Regions from separate parts of the Homo sapiens genome. Here regions 1 and 2 are each linked to region 3. Evidence: chromatin loops called from intact Hi-C (ENCODE). Cell type or tissue: endothelial cell of umbilical vein. All regions are shown on one strand. Each heading gives the region's core, and the rest is flanking DNA. Links, peaks and the distances in the headings are about the cores only.

What was found. Peaks named below come from ENCODE experiments on the same cell type or tissue, not always from the same donor. Only the 100,000 strongest peaks of a DNase experiment are listed, where the experiment ranks them.
Region 1: it touches region 3 in a loop (5-fold over the local background); 9 of 110 quality-filtered maps call a loop at or near these places.
Region 2: it touches region 3 in a loop (8-fold over the local background); 9 of 110 quality-filtered maps call a loop at or near these places.

What each region holds. Positions count from the first base shown.
Region 1 is chr9:108,887,701-108,890,200 of GRCh38, forward strand. ELP1 (elongator acetyltransferase complex subunit 1) reads right to left here. Exons shown (of 37, transcript NM_003640.5): 29 at 1,632-1,693. Among named protein-coding and RNA genes, the nearest start is that of ACTL7A, 27 kb to the left of the region's middle. In endothelial cell of umbilical vein, for the core only: no CTCF peak of the experiment used is centred there; no DNase peak of the experiment used is centred there.
Region 2 is chr9:108,849,718-108,852,217 of GRCh38, forward strand. No RefSeq gene overlaps it. Among named protein-coding and RNA genes, the nearest start is that of ACTL7B, 5.0 kb to the right of the region's middle. In endothelial cell of umbilical vein, for the core only: no CTCF peak of the experiment used is centred there; no DNase peak of the experiment used is centred there; H3K27me3 peaks cover 192 bases.
Region 3 is chr9:108,951,797-108,958,361 of GRCh38, forward strand. It overlaps CTNNAL1 (catenin alpha like 1), which reads right to left. Exons shown (of 19, transcript NM_003798.4): 12 at 3,994-4,031; 13 at 648-698; 14 at 413-567. Among named protein-coding and RNA genes, the nearest start is that of ABITRAM, 21 kb to the left of the region's middle. RefSeq lists an enhancer at 1-1,079. In endothelial cell of umbilical vein, for the core only: no CTCF peak of the experiment used is centred there; a DNase peak (open chromatin) is centred at 2,395.

The DNA of each region.
Region 1 (2,500 bases), core at 1-2,500, 65 kb before region 3:
TTGAAAAAGTGGGATAATAGGGTCTGTTGTTTTAAGCTGCCAGCTTTTAAGGTAAGTTGTTACGTAGCAATAGATAATACATCTAGTGTCACAGTAATACACCCAGTGTTGGTGAGTATAGGAGTCACTGAAGCACTCTCACATATCACTGAGGGGAATGCAAAATGATACGGCCACTGCAGATTAGTTCTGCAGCTTCCTAAAAAGTTAAACATCCACTTACCACGGGATGTGGCATTCCTACTCCTGTCCCCATAAAGACCTGCACTAGAATGTTCATGGCTGCGTTATTCATAATAACCCCAAACTGAAAACAATCCAAATGTACATCAACTGGTAAATCAACAAATTCTGACATATACATATAATGGGATACTATTCAGCAATACAAAGGAATAAACTACAACATGGATGCATCTCCAATGCACTATGTGAGTGAAAGGAGCCAGATTAAAAAGACTACATACCATATGGTTCTGTTTATATGAAATTCTAGATAATGTGAAACTTTACTGACTGATCAGTTTGCCAAAGGCTGGCAGTGGAGGGAGAAGGCTGACTGCAAAAGGGGAAGTAGGGAACTTTTGGGGGTGTTAGAAATGTTCTAGATCATGAGTGCAATGGTGGTTACACAGCTACAAACATATGTCCAAATGTACTGAATTCTTCATCTAAAATTGGTGAATTAGCTTTATTATATGTAAATTATACAACTGTACAACACATAATTTTATTGTATGTAAATTACACAAAATAATTTTATGCATTAATCTTCCTTTACAAAGAAAAAAAGATAATGACATCTTATCCATTTAATTAACCCTCGATGTGGTATATCTTTCCAACCCAACCTATCTACCCTTTTAGGTATGTTTCATTCACTGGTATTTTCAATTCAATCACCCAACAAATATTCTCTCCAGGATCTAATTATATAAAATTTTAGTTATCGTCTTTCACTTACTGTTATTACACAAGAGACAATTAAATATTTTTAAAGCACAATTAAGTTACATAAATGTGCTATCAGTAACAACTGTAAAAAACACTCTCTCATCAAAGGTCAAAACTCTACAAGGCAATAATCCCTGGTGTCAACTGTGCACCTGTGTACTGTTAGTCTGTGGCCAGTGTTACTGCAGTTTTATTATTTTCATAATAAATCCTATAATACTACCAAATGCTCATATGGGTACTTATCCTTATAATCTGCTGTACCTCCAGGTCCCTGAGGTAAAAGAGACATTTCCAATAGGGAGAATGAGAGTAAAAGCCAAGAGTATGTAGCCTTCAATGATCCTGTTTTATAATGGTCCTTTCTCATTGTTTCTACTTTGGCAAACTCAATTTTAAAAAGCACAGCTACCTTGAGATGTAATTAAGTACTTTCTACCAAGGTCAAACCAGTGGTATGTTAAAGTAGAGCACCTTCATATTCTACCTCACCAAACTTAGAGATGTACTAAATTTAGATTTCCAAGTCAAGCCAGCAAGATAAGACCTCTGGGGCAAACACTATCTCTGGACTTAACAATTATGCACAGTTCCTTTAACTTTCATGATCACTAAGATACAATTGAGAAGACCTTTCTTGCTGACTGGGGGGTTTAGAAGGGAGGAATTGAGTTTACCTGGGCACACTCTTCCAAAACCATGGCCGCATCAATGTGCTTCCTCTGCTCAACCAGCTTTCCTGTAGAGACAATAAGCAGCAGTTGACTACAAAGTTAAACAGATACTTTAGCTCAAGTGCTTCTTTAATATGTCTTTATTATGTATGAAACTATGTACTTTCTGAATTTCTGTGAGGGAATAGGTATATACACCACAGAGTCCTATCTTAAATGGCAGCTAGAATCTAAATTTAGCACAGGAATTGAAAATCATATACAGCCAAAATTAGCCTTGAAAGATGCTTCCAAAGCATGTATATGGGAAAATGACCTGGTATCTCTCACTAAACCACTTCGTCCCTTAACAGTAAGAGACCACTATTTCTTTGGTTGAGCACTAGATGGAGGTAGCTGACTTATGTTTGAGTCATGCAGTGTCTTTAGATCCTAGAATCACTCTCAGCCCAATTGAGATAAACCACAATGAGAGGCACAGAGAACCCAAGGCTTTCGAAGGAGCTGGTAGATTCCGGTCTCTCATTGCATGCTCACTCCAGTGCATATATCACTAAAAAAAGTAGGTAAAATCACCTCCACTATTTAAATAGTTACCTTTCTTTTGCTCTCTTGTGTAAACTGCCTACGTTAAATGTACACACAGAGTGACTCCAGTGTGTAACATTTCTCAAACATCTTTGACCACTGCCCTCCCCACCTACTTTTGCTAAACATCTGAGAAAAACTAGAAATACTCCCTCATAAGACATGGGAAATAGCAAGCTAAGAGCTGTAAAGAATAGAAGAGATCCAAGAACAGAGATAGAAGGTATAAACAACCAATATCATAAATTTCTAAAGCAGAAAGGAACAATGGAGACCGAACGAAT
Region 2 (2,500 bases), core at 1-2,500, 100 kb before region 3:
CGTATTGCTATCAGCATTTTGGGCAAAGCCACTTAACAAGTCTCTAGGAAGTCCCAAACTTTCCCACATTTTCCTGTCTTCTTCTGAGCCCTCCAAACTGTTCCAATCTCTGCCTGTTACCGAGTTCTGAAGTTGCTTCCACATTTTTGGGTATCTTTTCAGCAATTTACTGTATTAGTCCGTTTTCATGCTGCTGATAAAGACATATCTGAGACTGGACAATTTACATAGGAAAGAGGTTTAACTGGACTTAGAGTTCCACGTGGCTGGGATTACAGGCGTGAGCCACTGTGCCTGGGCTATAAAGTTAATTTCTTAGAAAGACCTTGGGGCCAGGCGCAGTGGCCCATGCCTGTAACCCCAGAAATTTTGGAGGCCAAGGCGGGCAGATCACCTGAGGTCAGGAGTTCAAGACCAGCCTGGCCAACATGGTGAAACCCCATCTCTTCTAAAAATACAAAAATTAGCTGGGCATGGTGGGTGCCTGTAATCCCAGCTACTCAGGAGGCTGAGGCAGGAGAATTGCTTGAACCAGGGAGGCGGAGGTTGTATGAGCTGAGACTGCACCATCACACTCCATCCTGGGCGACAAGAGCGAAACTCCATCTCAAAAGAAAAAAAAAAGAGAAAAGAAAAAGAAAAAGACCTTGGGCAAATAACTCTTACAGCAAACTTAGTAACAAACATTTGAGGGAGAGAGATCAGACTGCCTGGACAGTGAGGAAAACAAGCCTCTTGCCATGTGGAAGTGGTAGGACTTCACCACTTGATGTCACTCTAATGCTTATGTCTCTGGAAGGTTCCAGCAAGACAAATCTCTTCTTTGCTAAAAGATTGGCATTTTTAACTTTGAAACCTCAGGATAATGACTATGAAATTACATCAAATTTGTTGTACATGATTTGAAAGCAATTTTTATATGTAAATTTTTCTTCTTGGAAAAGAGATTGATAATTTTCAGAAAAGTAGGAGACAAGGGCAAAAAGGCATTGTGGAATCTCAAAACTTCGATTTAGCACAAGACTTTGGTTTACCAGATGGGTGACCTTGCACAAGACTCCTAACCTTTCCAAGCCTCAGTGTCCTCACCTGTAAAATGGGGGGAAATACTGTAATGTCCACCTCACAGACTGGGAATAAATGAGTTCATTTGGCATGTACTAAGCACCAACTCTGTGCCATGCTCTGCACCAGACTCTGAGAAAACTAAAATGAGGGAAGCACAGTTCCTGCCCTCAAGAAGCTCTGAGTCTAGCCTTAGGGACAAATATCTAAGAAGTGAATATATAAGATAGCAGTCAACAGACACTCTTTGGTCTCTGCCTTCAGTGTAGTATGTTATCTGATATCCTCTGGTACCTTGATAAAAATTATTCTTATGTAGTTTCTTCGTAAGGAAAAAATGAATTGTTGGTCTTAATATTTCAATTAAAAGAGGCCTCTCCAACCCCAGTCTCTTCTCCATGCAAACCTGCTCCAGAGGAATGCTGTTGTTGAGAAGGAAATTGACGCAGCTAGAATGCTCTCAGTTGCAAGTAACAGACACACAACCCTAAGGCACATGAATGATGAAGTTGAATGCATGGCTCACAGAACTGAAATACCTGGGAGTGGGTTCAAACTCTAGGCATGGTTTGATTCAGAGGTTCACTTCGTCCCCAGGGCACCAGCTTTGTTTCTCTGAGCTCCACAATCCTTGGTGGGTCAGCTTCAAGCTGGCTTCTTTCCTAGTCATAAATGCCACAGCAGTGCTAGGACACACCCCTCAACTTCACATCAAGCTTCCAAGCAAAAAGCGTAGGATTCACTCTCCAGGACTCACTCTACTGAGATCGCATGTTCACCCAGAACCAATCATTATGGCCAAGGAGATGGATGCTCCGACTGGCTGAGCCTAAATCACATGCTCTGCCCTCGGTGCTGGAAGGGAAGTCAGTCCTGGGCCACGTCCGATGCCCATGCAGAAACCAGGAGTTGTGGAAAGTGATAACAGGAAAGTTGGAGGCATCAACTATTCTACCTCGGGAATATGAGCTAGTCCCAAGTGTGATTCCTGGTCTGGAGAAGGGACAAGGGGGTGCAGGTGAGGCTCCTTGTCTGTTCTTCACATGCTTCCCTCCTCCTTTTTCTATACCAGCACCACTTTTAGAGAGAGAATTCAACTTCTTTCTTCCTAAGAAACATACCTGTAGAGGCAGCCAGTGTTCTTACCCCTCTCTCTACCTGTGAGCATGGAAAGCCACAATTCTTCAGATAGAGACCACGGGCACCACCCCTCCTCAGCCCGTTCCCACTCTCACATGCTTCACTGCTATGTCTTTCCTGTCTGGCATTTCCAAGTTGCAAATTCCTGCCCATTCTGCAGGACAGGAAATTCCTACCCTTGCTTCTTTCCTTGGTTCCCACCTCCACTCTCTTTCTTCCAGAATCAGGTAGAAATCTCTAGTCCCTGTAGTTCCCCTACCATTCTCTTTATTTGCACTGAGCTTATGCATTTATA
Region 3 (6,565 bases), core at 1,028-3,527:
TTGACATAGTCCTCATAGCTCTATTCTTTGATCTGTGTCTAATCAATCTTCATCTGTATCTAGTCAATCACTGTATAAAGGCATAAAAGACATGTTTTCTTAACGTACTGATGCTGGCTGGGAGAGGCATTAACAATGCAGGATAACAAAAAAGCAGGATGTAAAATTATTTCAATGATGGAAAGAGTGGGCAGAAACCTAGCAGAAGATCCCTTCTAAATCTAAATCCTAATTAAATACATGTGTCTTGTTGTTGCATTCACTTACGTAAATTGTCATAGTAACTACTTTTAGTCTTTTTACCATATATTTGATACCGACTTTAACCTGTCAATGATTTAACATGGAACTTTTTTCTTTACACCAGATATCATTATACTGATTTAAAAAATAAAAATACAACTACATTTACCTAGTAAATAAATACAGAGAATAGGCCATACTGGACATGTTCCGTCCATATTGAACAATCTCATTCTCCTGATCTTCCCACTTCTCAATTTCGCAGTCAGCGTCAGAGGTGAGCAAACCCAGCTTAAGTCCAAGCTTTGCTATCTTGGCTTGCTCCTATGAAACAGACGTTTTAATCACAACGACTTTATCACTATTCATGTTAAAGGAAGATTAGATGTAGGAATTGGTCTTACCTCAGAGTCAGGCTTGTCTGGCTTTAATGATTTCAGGTTTGCATTATTCTTCTGTGACAATAAAAAGATTAAGATTATCTTAAAAAGCAGTACATTAAACTGTAAGGAAATACAATAGTAATACAAAGCATAACAAAGTACTTGTAACAAAAGTTTAAAATATTCAGTATGTAATGACTGAATATTTTACCAATTGCAAGTACTCTACTAGTAAGTGAGTTCAGCTTTGAATAGGTTGTTAGTTTGAAATCTGGAGCCAGAGAAAGCAAGTCAGTGCCTTCCCTGCTCTGTGGCCTCTGTGCTTACAGCTGCTCTCCTCTTTTCACAAGGGCTTCCAGGGACTCAAGACAACTTCTGCAGTATTCCTGGAGTCCAATTATTATGTCCCCCAAACCTCCCTGGCTTCTCTGTTCAACAAGATTCTTATAATGCTTGAATTATTCTTATGAAATGATATATTAAAATTAGCCACTATATGTAGTTTTCTATACATTCCTTATGTTATGACTCCAGAATTCAATTCCTTTAACTAATTTGCTCTTGGAAGGCTAAATTTCAACTCTCTAGCTTCATAGATATCACAACTGCTAATCTCATATCCCAAGTTATAAAGAGATTATACTTAGGATTCTGAATTTAATATGTGAACCAATGTTCAATGGTTCCCTATTTTTGAAAGAGAAAGTTTGTTTTCATGTAAACTATCTGGAACTCAGAGTGTATTTTCCCTAGAAGGGGAGAAAATATTCCATCCTAGTTAGACCAGGCTAGTCCACTGATGCCTGTATACTTGAAGAATAGAGTACCAGGACAAATCACACCACCACCAATAGCAACATTTCTTTGAAAAATATATTCCGAAGTTCTCTGGAGATGATAGCCCACAGAGGGGATTCCTCCAACTCTGAGATCTGGTGAAAGCTCCCATGGTAGAGGCAGGAGTCCCAGAACAGCTAGGGTTTGTAGAGAAAAGGGGGCCAACTTTTTACAATGGAAACATATATTTAAGTCATACACACTCACAAACACACATTGGGTATGGATTCACATACCTGCACACACAGTATAAATTACAATAAAACAAAACACTCATGTGTACACTTAGCTTAGGAAGGAAAATCATCACTAATACTTTAAGGAAAAAGATCTTCTCATACATATATTTTTATTTCCCTTATTACCATGACTTTTTACTTCTGACCAACTATTCTGTCACCAGTTTCACCACAGAACAAAACAGCCTCGTGGAGTTTAGATCTGCTCATGGAACATAGCCCTTTTGAGATTTTCTAATGATGTTTACTATTAAAGAAACAGGTGAAGTTGAAGGACAGAAAATAAAAATAAAGGAACTCTTGTTACACACACATGCACACACACAGAGAGAAAGAGACAAAGACAGAGAGAGAGAGAATAAACAAATATGACCAATGATCTCTCTGGCTCCTCCTTGAATGGTCACATCATCTTTATCTCCATCCTTGGTCTAGTTGACTATAAGGCAACTGATAAAACATTTAAGAAAGTAAGGAACACCCTCAAGGTTTTTAGGTTTAGTTTTATTCAGAATTTTATACTTTATATTATTCTTTTAAATATAGTTGCATTTTCATGATTTTTATTTTTACTTTTACTAATGATGATGATTATTAAAGTTTAATGACGACTGAAATGGAATTGCCTGAAAAGGTAAATAAACCATCTTAATAATGTAACCAAGCTTGCCATCTAGTGGACACTATTTTGGAATGCAGTCAGATTCATTCGTTTCAGTTATATAAAGCTAAAAGACGTCAGTCCCCTAAATATAAATAGCACCAGACTCCAACTTCACTTCCTAAAAGAGAGAACTATAATTTTCTAGGAATATAATTAGCTATGCTATCCCTCAACTAAGAAAATGGTTCATGACTCTGAAATGATTTGTTACTAAAGATAAAAAATACTATTCAGTTGAATAAAATCTTTGTTCCATTCAACCTGTTAAAAGCTTTGTGATGCCTTTTCTAATTCTCAAAAAATTATTTTGTAGTAGCCCTAAATTATAGCACTTACAAAAACAGTGAGTCTATCCTTACTTGCTTAAACCCAGTAGGATATTAGCTATAAAACCATCTGTTAGGGTTATCTTAAAATAACAAAAATAGACAAATTGCTATTTGTACTTTCAAACTGTTCTGACAATAGCTTAAGGCACAAAAACTGTTTTTTTTAAGTCACAGAATTAATTTGCAGTATCATGATCGCTTTTACACCAGCTACATTCAGTTCCTAATGTTGTATTTCAGTATTAAATGCCAGTCCCTTTTCAAAAAGTACACTAATTAAGTTTGGACCATTTTTTGATTTGGGGATTTGATTTATCATTTGTTCTTCCCCTACACCATCAAGCATTCCCACTATCATTTCTAAAATTCCAGACTTAAGACTTTAATATCTCTCTTCATTGCAAGTTCTCTCTTCTGATACTCACCATCTGTTGTTCTTCACCACACTGTTACTATTGATAATCATCAGTAATTTTATTTTTTTTTTTTTTGAGACAGTCTTACTCTGTTGGCCAGGCTGGAGTGCAGTGGCACGATCTTGGCTCACTGCAACCTCCATCTCCCAGGCTCAAGCAATTCTCCTGACTCACCCTCCCGAGTAGCTGGGATTACAGGCCTCTGCCACCACGCCTGGCTAATTTTTTTTGTTGTTGTTGTTTTGTTTTTGTATTTTTAGTAGAGACACGGTTTCACCATGTTGGCCAGGCTGGTCTCAAACTCTTGACCTCAGGTAATCCACCCACCTCGGCCTCCCAAAGTGCTGGGATTACAGGCATAAGACACCGTGCCCAGCCCACAATTTCCAATATTTTTGTCCCCCAAAAGGGATCTTGGGACCACTACTTGGTTAATATACCACTCTGTATCTCTTTCCCATAAGTATGACATGTGACATGTTTTCATCTAGGTAGAAAGCATATGAAAGTCCTTAGTTTGCTGAAAGTGATTCCAACATGACTTCTCAAAGTAGATCCAAGATTGGAAGAACAAAACAACTTCTGACTTCAGATATGGCTTATTTATTTATTTTTATGATGCTATTACTGGGATATGGCTTTTTATTAATCACAAATTATGTTACCTATTCTCTCAAACCCCCAAACCTAAAACAAATATTCAGAGTGTAAGCCACAACTAGATTGCTACCCAGAATAACAACTCTGAAGTCAACATTAATATCCTAACTTTTTTCTGTCATGTCAATTATTTGTGGTAGAGGGGAGCAGCAACAGGCAACAAGAGCATAATTTGAATTCTGAATAAAAACATTCTGCAATGTACATAATTCTTCTACTTACCATTGGCTTTGGAAGTGAAAGGTAGCCATACTTCTCTCCTACAAATAACACATATAACTTAAAAAATTTTTTCTATTAATATATTTTTCTATTATTCATAGTTAACTTTTAAAGTATTAATTAAACAAACAGGAATGTTAGTACATTAGTTTTGATAACAGTCTATTCATTACATAAAATTCAGAAATAAAATTGTAATTTGGCTGGTGAACATGAAGACTTTCAACAGCTGCATGTCTAAGGTACCTATGCTGGTCAATCTCCACCTCTCCCAACATTAAGGGAGAAAGGCAAATGTCCCACTGACATTTACTGCCACTTGCAATCAGCTTCATTCACAGAGTGCTCCTTTTACAGCAGTTTGCCTCTAATGAAACCTGATTCCTCTTTTATCAGTACCAGTATCAGCGCTTCTTCCATTTCTGCAAGTACCAGACCAAATAATTTACAACTAACCTCATAATGTATTCTCTCAGTCAGGGAAGAAGAAAACCCTCTGTACAAGATAGGAAGATGAAATAAAGCAAATAACAGGAGGTTTTTTGACTGTGAATTGACACGTCACATGAAGCATGATAACGAGGAAAGGAAGGAGACGGGCAATGCCCACATCATCCCTGCCCCATCTATCATCTTTACAACTTCCAGGTCATGTATACAGTCAGATTACAATGAATAATAGACTTTTTATAAATGCTGGTTTGTGACATCTGAGGTAAAAATTCAAGACCTAAGCAGTAATTGCTTCTTGAAGAAAAATTTCTTCTTCAAGGAAAACAAGTATATTCAGCTATAATAGAATAGTTTGAACCATATGAAATTGCTGGTATTCAACCATTTTGAAATTTCATATGGTCCAAACTAATAAAAGTAAACATAATATAAGAGCACTAAATCATACCTTTTCTCATAGAATGACTATTACAGGAAATGGGCAAACCTGTTTGTCTCAGAATGGCTTATACAAATATTTAAAATTTCATCTAGAACTGTACTATTAAATATGAAACCTACTAGCCACATGTGACTACTTAGCACTTGAAATGTGGCTAGTCTGTACTGAGATGTGTACATCTAGTCTGTACTGAGATGTGCTAGTCTGTACTGAGATGTGTAAGTGTATTAAACACTTACAAGTGTTTAATACATAACAGATTTTGAAGATGTAGTACAAAGGGAGAAAAAATATATAAAATATATTAATTTAAAATATTGATTATATACTAAAATATTGATTATATGTTTACATGGTATTTTGGATATTTGGGTTAAAAATTATTAAAACAAATTTCATGTTTCTTTTTAATTTTTCTTGTGCCTGTTAGAATTTTTTTTTTTTTTTTTTTTGAGACAGGGTCTTGCTCTGTCACCCAGGCTGGAGTGTAGTGGTGGAGATCACAGGCTTACTGCAGCCTCAACCTCCTGGGCTCCGGTGGTCCTCCCACCTTCCACCTCCTGAGTAGCTGGGACCACAGGCATGTGACACCAGCTAATTTATTTGTATTTTTTTTAAGAGATGAGGTCTCACTGTGTTGCCCAGGATGGTCTCAAACTCCTTGGGCTCAAGTGATCTTCCCGCCTTGGCCTGCCAAAGTGCTGAAATTACAGGCATGAGCCACTGTGCCTAGCCTAGGAAATTTCAAATTATATATGTGTGTCACGTTCTGTTTCTCTTGGACAGTGCTGATCTAGAAGAAGAACTGTTACTAAGAGTGAGTTAATGGTACTTGGGAATAGCTTTATGATTCAAATCATTTCCTTGTAATGTCAAAATTGTAAGGGAATTTTATTAATTAATGGCTTTCTGATTTCAGAATGGTGAGGGGAAAAAACTTAAAAAGGAAGAGGCTATTTTCATGCCTTGGCTCTAAGCTCTGATGTGAAAAGTGCTCGATTTAGTTGCAATATTAACAGAAGATAGTCTTCCGGTCACTCAGAATTTCAAAATTCACCATCTATCTTAATTCAAAGTCTGAATCCTGTCCATAATATCCTTTAAAAAGTGCTCTTAGCATATTATAAAGGGCACATTAAACAGAAGTAGGAACCCGGGCATGGTGGCTCATGCCTGTAATCTTGGCACTTTGGGAGGCTAAGGCAAGTGGATCACCCAAGGTCAGGAATTCAAGACCAGCCTGGCCAAAATGGTGACACCCCATCTCTACTAAAAATACAAAAATTAGCCAGGCGTAGTGGTGCATGCCTGTAGTCTGTTCTTTTTTCTGTTTTTTGTTTTGTTTTGTTTCAGCCTGGGTGATAGAGCAAGACTGTCTCAAAAAAAAAAAAAAAAAAAAACAAAGTGGGAAAGTACTAAAAATAAATAAATAATAAAGAAAAAAGAATTTTGAATTTTGAAAGGGCACTATCATTACTTAAATGTCATCAGCTACAGGAGTAATCTTGTATTATCTAACTTAGTAATCATCTATAGTGCCCATGGCCCTAAAATGTTCATATTTACTCTCCACAAGTTGGGGCAAAACCAACTGTTTCGGTATCTCTTATATCTCTAAGATACCACAGAGTTAAAGCAAGTAGAATGTATAAATAAATGCATTGAGAAATAAATCCA